Linked DNA regions of Homo sapiens: region 1 is linked to region 2. A link is an interaction called in ENCODE POLR2A ChIA-PET data of the cell type or tissue named here. Cell type or tissue: CD4-positive, alpha-beta T cell. All regions are shown on one strand. Links, peaks and the distances in the headings refer to the core of each region. The heading gives the core; the rest is flanking DNA.

Region 1 (3,986 bases), core at 701-3,200, 220 kb after region 2:
ATCTGTTGCTGGGCACGTGAGTTGTTTCCATGTTTTGGTGATCATGACTGATGCTGCAGTTAACATGGGGTGCAGGTATATATTTGAGTCTTTGCTTCTAATTCTTTGGGGATATTATAATACCTATACTGGATCACAAAGTAATTCTACGTTTCACTTTTTGAGGAGCCACCAAACTGTTTTCCACAGTGGCTGCCCCATCTTACATTCCCACTAACAGTTCATAAGTGTTTCAACTTCTCATCATCCTCACCATCATTTGTTATTTTCTGTTTCTTTAAAACCAGTAGCCATCTTAATAAAGTAATATTGCATTACAGTTTTGATGTGCATTTCCCTGGTGTCCCAGTTCTACTTTTATATACCTGCTTGTCATTAAGAAAGCTCTACTTTTCAAGAATGCTGGAAAGAGCAGCTTTCCCCCGCTATAAACTCATAGCCAACCTTCACTTATATGAGAACATGCAGAGCATAGTTTCATCTCCTTTGAAATACTGTAATAAGAGTTTTAGATGTATTTGATTCAACGTGCAGAATGTTTATTTTTTGTGTGCGTGTATGTGTGTATGTGTTTGAGACAGCGACTTGTTCTGTCACCCAGACTAGCATGAAGTGGTGCAATCACAGCTCACTGAAACCTCACCCTCTTGGGCTGCAGCAATGCTCCCACCTCAGCCCTCTGAGTAGGTGGGACTATGGGCATGCAACACCATGCCATACTAATTAAAAAAAAAAATTGATAGAGATGGTGTCACACTGCTGGGCACAAGCAGTCCTCCTGCCTTGGCCTCCCAAAGTGTTGGGATTACAGGCATGGGCCACTGTGCCCGGCCACTATTTTTCAGTTAGTTGTGAGCATTTAAAAAAACAGAAGAACTCATAAAAAATCTGAATCTTCCACTTTTCAAGAAATCCCAAAGGTCAGGCCCTTGTGGTCCACATTTCCACAAGTAGCTGTGAGCTAGAGCCAAGTTGCTTACAGCCCCCACCCAGCCAGCTTCGTTCCTTACCGGTACCGGCCTCACCCCTGCAGGTATCTGTTTCCAAGCCCGCCCTGTTAGAGTGGATTTTCTGAGGCTAAAGTTAGTTTGGATTTATTCCAACTTATATAAATAATCGAGGTGATTAGATATGACTAATACTTCTGTTCTACCTAGCTACTTAATACCTCCACTGACACTTTCTTTCCTGATAAAATCTGAAATCTCTTCATTTATCCTTGCATCCCTTGAGCCCCTTGAGGGACAGGTCTTATCAACAGATTGGTTTCTACTGGTTAAAAGTTGCATTAAATTTGTCTCCTCATACCTGGAACAATTGGATATCATGTTTTGCATCTGCCCATCAGGTAGATACACCCTTTTAGCTCTGCCACATTCTAACATAGAGTGGCTCTTCTGTCATTGCCACCTAATTGTAGGCCTCTGCTTGCTAGTTGTATCCACTGTTTACGTTATAGAGAAATCTTTTCACATATGTAAGGACTTTATATCTGTGTGTGTGCCCATTCATTTAATAGTCTTTGTATATGCTAGAATTAAGGCACAAGAAATACAAATGTTTCATGTCTGTGGTCAGGAAATACAGTTAGCAATGGCTGTAGCTGTTTAGATTGTGAAGATGATAATTGGCCGCTTCAGATCCTGTGTCTTACAGATAATCAGTACTGGAAGGTGTAGGGTGAAGCTGCGTCACAGCCATGAAATGGAGGCATTGTGAAACCCAAGCCGGCCCAGAACACCCTCGCAGCATGATTTGTTATTGCACAGAGCTGGCTGTACTGCTGCTCAAGCCATATTTCCTGAAACTCAAGAACGCCAGAGTGGAATAGAGTTCTCTTATAACCAGCTCCTGTTCCCTCAAACCTTCGCATGACACCCCTTGTGGTTTTCAGCCCGTCTCTCTGTGTGGTCGCTAATGACTTCATTAAAGGTGAAGCATTTCAGTGATCAAGAGCCAGTGCTTGATGATGGTTGGAGGGACGTAAATGTGCAAGCGGGCCTCAGAGCCTAGGTGGACCGGCCTCCTTGCCTTCACTCTCAGGCATCACGGCCCTCCAGCATGTTTCTCTGAGGAGCTGTTGATCATTTGCCCAGGAGATGGAGCTGGGAACCTCGTTGTCACCAAGTCAGTACCAATGATTTGTGCTTCCTGTCAGGGAAACCTGTGGTGCATGTGTTTGTCTTCTGCTTCTCAGCCAGTTTCTTTTTGCATCCATCAATCTCTTCTTATCTGTCTTCTTTTTCCTGACTGGGCATAGTAGTCAGTTGTGAGTTTGGACTTGTATTTTCTTATTTTGTAACAGTTTGTTTCCTGGCTTCATCTTGCCCCTCCCTCCTAAAAGCTCCACTTGTCTTTTATTTCTCAAGGTAGATGGGACGAGGTTTTTTGTTTTTTGTTTTTGTTTTTGTTTTGTCAGGTTGACTTACATTTCCCCCCATTAGGGTGTGCCGCAGAAAGAAGTTTTCTCTATTTCTGATGTCTATGTCAATACAGAACAATAATGAAATTGTTAGGCAGGTGAAATGGTACTTAACTATCTGTCTGGAAACTCCTAAGCGCCTGCAAGTCTTTCTGAGTGAGAATTTACTGTGGATAGCAGTTAAGATGCCCCATTCCTGAACATGCTGTAGGAATGGGTCCTGGTAGGCATCACTTTCTAGCCAGTCCAAAGCCACGCTTTCCTGGCAGCCTGTTCCTCTCATCATCTTCCTGTTCCCATGGCCATGGCACCCCAAATGTCTGCTGCTCTGACCAAAAAGCTGGCAGACAGTAAATAAACTGACTTCTAAGATAAGAACCTTCATTTGAAACAATTTTTAACATGCCTTCTTTGTCAAGGAGTAAAGACCCTGAATCCCCCAGGGGTTCCTACAGCCCACGATGGTTCACAAGAGAGTCTACAATCCTCAGAGCCAAGAAGCACTGAGACTCAAGGACAGGGCCACTTGACAGAGAGAGCAGTTCCCAGCCGACTTGGGGCCTAGGAGGATATTCTGGGTGGCAGGGCTCTAATTGATTATTAACCTACATATAAAATCAAGGACATATAGCCAAGCACAGCAGCAAATGCTGCCACCTTGTGAGCTGCCTGTGGTTGTGCTGGGTGGAGATGGATCTAGCTAAGGCACACCAGGATGCAGCTTAGAGAGAACTTGGTCAGATTTTTACTGCTTCTGGTATAATTGGAACACTTTACTTCTTAAGCCTACTGTGTAATGTTATGTGTACAGAGTGAGTGGTTGCTTAATTAAGTGCTTTAATTTTTTTTGGTCATATATACACGTGGTGCAAAATGTAAAAGGCCCAAAGGAGGGGACAGTGAAAATTATATCTTTCTCCCACCCAGTTCCCCTTCCCAAAGGTAAACATTATTGCCAGTTTCTTTTGTAGCCTAGTGGGAATAATTTCTGAATAGTTATCCATACTTTATAGGTAACTCTATAGCGATAGAACTATATGTAGTTCTATACAGTATGTATGTAGTTATATACAGTACATATATATGTCTACAGTATATATGTAGTTATATACAGTATATATGTATATATGTACTATATGTAAATATATACATATGTAGTTGTATACAGTACATATATACATATCTATAGTTTTCTTCTATATAGTTATCTCTACATATACATACATATATACACATAACTATGTATATAAAACTATACAATTGTTACACTGTTGTGTAACATGGATGTGTATACAATAGCGATATGATTAAATATTTCTTATTAATGATGATTTCCTGCAGCCTTTCAATCTTGTTAAACACAAGGAAAATTAGAAATGGACCGAACAGAAGTGGCATCATAAAAGGCAGCTACTGTTTGGGAGCAAGGGACATGCCGTGGAGAGGAAATGTGTGGTGGTCTGAAATTGCACCAGTTTCCACTACAATTTTAAAACCATGCCTAGCCTTGCCAAAGGACCTCGGGGGCAAAGGTTAAGCCGACACACCCTTTAGGTCATGGTAC
Region 2 (3,986 bases), core at 468-2,967:
TGGAATGAAATTTAAATTTCCATTTAAACATAGATGTTTCTGAAATTATGGGAATTTACAAAACAAAATAACAAGTCACTCTTGTAAAGAGATGAGAAACTGCTCAATTTTTCTATATCACCCTCTCCACCCTTTGCCTGGGATAAGAGGAGGTAACCCAGCTTTTCCCACACTGAGCAGAGGTGACCTGCCTCTCTCTAATGAACTGCGCTTTATGCCTGTTTTGTTCCTGAGAGAAGAGTTTGGATAGAGGAGGATTAAAGTTTGTTTTAAGAGACCCTTCCTGCAGGGTATAGTGGCTCATGCCTGTAATCCCAGCACTTTGGGAGGCCAAGACAAGAGGATTGCTTAAGCCCAGGAGTTTGAGACCAGCCAGGGCAACGCAGGAGGACACCCCCATCTCTACAAATATTTAAAAAAAAAAAATAGCTGAGCATGGCAGTACACACTTGTAGTCCCAAGTAGCAACTCAGGAGGCTGAGGTAGGAGGATCACTTGAACCTGCGAAGTGGAGGCTGCAGTGAGTTATCATTGTACCAGTGTACTCACCTGGGCAACATAGCAAGACCCTATCTCTACAAAAATAAAAATAAAAATTAGCTGTGTATGGTGGTGTGCACCTGTAGTCCTAGCTACTCAGGAGGCTGAGGTGGGAAGATTGCTTGAGCCCAGGAGTTTGAGGCTGCAGTGAACTATTACTATGCCACTGCACTCCAGCCTGGGCAACCGAGCAAGACCTAATCTCTATAAAAATGAAAAAGACCCTTCCTTCCAACAACGTTAAACCACTAGAGATGTTTCGTACTCCCTACAATTTTTTCTCTCTTTCTGTTCACAATACATTGGGACTTACAGGCAGAGTAAGAGTCAATGGAAGCTATGGTAAGAAAGTCAACAGAGGGCTGGAGGAACAATACCAACAGCTAGGATTCTCTACTCCCAGATTTGCTAACAAGCATTGATTTGCTCCACTGATATACAACACAATCTGAGGGAAGATCATTGAAAATCTAGGATCTTTTGGTCTAAAGTTGGAATCATGGGGAGGCATTTTCTCAACCTTGTTCATGTCTCTTTCCTTTGCAGGGCAACAGGCTTTGGCTTCTTAAATGCGCTATGCAAGGCAGCAGCCGTCCTGGGAAACTTAATATTTGGCTCTCTGGTCAGCATCACCAAATCAATCCCCATCCTGCTGGCTTCTACTGTGCTCGTGTGTGGAGGACTCGTTGGGCTGTGCCTGCCTGACACACGAACCCAGGTTCTGATGTAATGGGAAAAAAAGCCATCCTTCCTGCGTTTCTTCCTCCTGCCCTGGGTCAATTCTCCTTCCTGACTCAAGGCTTCAGAGTTTTCCTATATAGAAAGGTGATCAAGTATCAGAACATAAACACGTGCTGTGACTTAAAATTTAGAAGCATATCATCTTGCCCCTTTGTGATTTTGCACAGGTTGTTTGTTTGTTTTGTTTTGTTTGAATGCATTGTTATCTTTCCAAACTGTGATGCTACTGCCTCCCGCAAATCAGTGGAAGCATTTCTAAAATGCCCTAGGCAGCCAGGCTTCCCTGGGGTTCTGCTCATTGAAAGTTTAGAAGCTAAGAAGACTGGGCTGGTGTAAGAAATAGATCCTGCTCCTAATTTAACATTAACAGGAAATATAAGTCGGCACATTATTGCATTTGTGCTGAGAAGAGGGATTCTTTTTTTTTTTTTTTCTAACAGAGTGATATTTCCTGTTTACTTAGAAAAGGACACCCAGTAATTCTCACTGTTATAGCAGAGCCTTTCAAAGAAAACCATGTGGCACCAAACAGGGCTGGGTGGGGCTCTTTGGGGCAAGACAATTAAGGTGACCGCTGACAAGAAAAATAAAAGCTCTGCAATTAGCAGCAAAAATCTGAGTGTGCTGCATAAGCAAGATTTCTGTCAGAAAGCCCAATTAAACCTCTGAAAAGTGTGAGGAAAAAGAACTGTAACAGTATCTGTGACTGTGGCATGTGGTTCAGAATGTTTGAAAATCAGAGATCCGAGAGAGAGCTTCTGCCTCCATTTACCACTCCCACTCCTTCAGCTGCCCTTGGTCTTGCCAGACAGCAGATTCAGGGAAAGAAAGCTGCTTCTTAAAAACTGTCTGCCTACCTGATTCTGCCACTTACCCACACTGTCTCTAGTCTAGAGATTGCCAGTGGATAGCTAAATTGTAAATTGCAAATTAGGAAGAAATTCACACCCAGAGCCATTTGGAAATACAAAATGGTACCTCTTTCCAGTACCTCTTTGCTGTGGGACTGGCCCGCCAGGACCCCCACCCCACCTGGCCCGCAGTTGACATTCAGCTTCCCAGCTGGCATCAGCAAAGAGGGTTTGTCCCTCTAGCTTCCCCAGGGCTGGCCCACTGCTCAATGCGCTCCTGGCTCCCTGTAAAATCACAGCCCGCCTGCACTCCTGAGGGCCCCTCTCACAGACAGACCATCTCCCTGTGGTTGTTTGACTGCTCATTTTACCTCTGGAATCTGCCTGGGCTTGGAAGAAAGAGGTCAGCCAGGACATTCCCACGGGCCCGCTGTCAGCTACATGACCTTCTCGCCTCTCAGGCTCCCCTTCCCCCAGGCTCGTCCTTTTTACACCTCTTCTTTGAAATCTGAACCTTCCTTGTAGACTTGCAGCCAATGACCAGAAGCCAGGAATAAATCCCATATTTAAACAATATTCCTTTTTTAACTGCCTCGATAGAGGTTTATTCTTGTTACTTATTATAGGCATTTTCAGGCAAGCCATAGCTTGGGGCCTCCAGGAAGGGAAAGCTTTTGTTTCCACTGATCATTATTTTCAGAGATGTCCTAACTCCCCTGAGGCCCCCCTGCCTCCCCCTCCCCTTCCTAATGATCCCTCGCAGAGCTCAGACTAAGTGAAAAGCTTCTTTCATTAACATAAGCCATTAATCGACTTCCCCTTGAAGTAATTCAGGTCTGCAGAGGGGGGAAGACTGGTGTTGGGGGCAGTGGGAAGAGGGTGGTTCCCTGGGGGTCTGTGATCAGGGCTAGAACATCAGGAAAACCCGAACCAAAAACTGCAAAGGTGGCAGGAAGAAGAAAAATCACTGAAGGCTAGACAAGATGCATTTGAAAGATACCAACCGCACAGGGAAAGAAACAACTTTCTCTCACTTCTGCCTCCTATCATTTTATTGGAGAACAAAGACAGCAGTCAAACAACCCAAGAAAGTACCCTGTATGTTTTTCTTCTTCCACATGTACCCATTTTCCCACCTATCTCTCCCTGATTTGTCTTCTTTAAAAAGACATTTGGGGACCTGAGCAGGTCTTTTAGTTGAATGCAGCATGTGCAGAAATAACTGCAAAAGCCAGGAGTGCATCTCCATCAACCCATCAAAAGAAAAATAGAAATGTACATGGGCATCGCTGTCTCTAGTCCTCTGTGATAGTTCACTTTGCTAACTAGACTACCTTTACTTTTCAAAATATCTCTAATGTCTGCTCTGGGGTCTAAATGCATAAAACATCTCCCAAGCTGCAGAGCACAGTTATTCAGAATTTTATTTGAACACTGGGTTGGGTCAGCATAGGATAAACCAGCAAAACCTTACTTCATGAGACCTGCCATCCGTGTCCCCTGCAGAAGGACCGTTCTTGGCCTACTTGTTACCTAATCCAAGCATCCTTGGTGGCCTAAGAGGGATCTTTTCTCATCTCCTGGACAGTCTGTGGTCACAAACCTTCTTGGTCACCACCTCTCCCACCTTTTGTGCACTCTTCCCTGCCTCCTTGAGACTGTTCATCACCTTGATTTTCTAAGAGAGCTCAAATCATTTCCAAAGCATGTGGTGTGGCCTGTATAGCTTGCTCCAGATTTAGCTGGAGATTAAGAAACAGCCAGGATATTAAACAGAAACTCTCAGTTGTATCAGTGTAGCAGGCCACTGGCACCTAAACACGCAACTGGCATCTCATTTCGCCTACAGTAGAA

The links. ChIA-PET counts read pairs that join two places held together with the same protein. Peaks named below come from ENCODE experiments on the same cell type or tissue, not always from the same donor. Only the 100,000 strongest peaks of a DNase experiment are listed, where the experiment ranks them.
Region 1: POLR2A ChIA-PET joins it to region 2 with 16 read pairs; 7 of 35 experiments call an interaction of 5 or more read pairs at or near these places.

The regions. Positions count from the first base shown.
Region 1 is chr5:76,541,428-76,545,413 of GRCh38, forward strand. The region is part of intron 2 of IQGAP2 (IQ motif containing GTPase activating protein 2); the gene reads left to right. Among named protein-coding and RNA genes, the nearest start is that of F2RL2, 80 kb to the right of the region's middle. RefSeq lists a silencer at 3,119-3,168. In CD4-positive, alpha-beta T cell, for the core only: a CTCF peak has its summit at 3,078 (motif pointing left); DNase peaks (open chromatin) are centred at 1,844 and 3,074; H3K4me3 peaks cover 1,683 bases; H3K27ac peaks cover 2,500 bases.
Region 2 is chr5:76,324,278-76,328,263 of GRCh38, forward strand. It overlaps SV2C (synaptic vesicle glycoprotein 2C), which reads left to right. Exons shown (of 13, transcript NM_014979.4): 13 at 1,087-3,986. The coding sequence ends at 1,270. Among named protein-coding and RNA genes, the nearest start is that of SV2C-AS2, 15 kb to the left of the region's middle. RefSeq lists an enhancer at 1,155-1,654. In CD4-positive, alpha-beta T cell, for the core only: no CTCF peak of the experiment used is centred there; a DNase peak (open chromatin) is centred at 1,804; H3K27ac peaks cover 2,164 bases.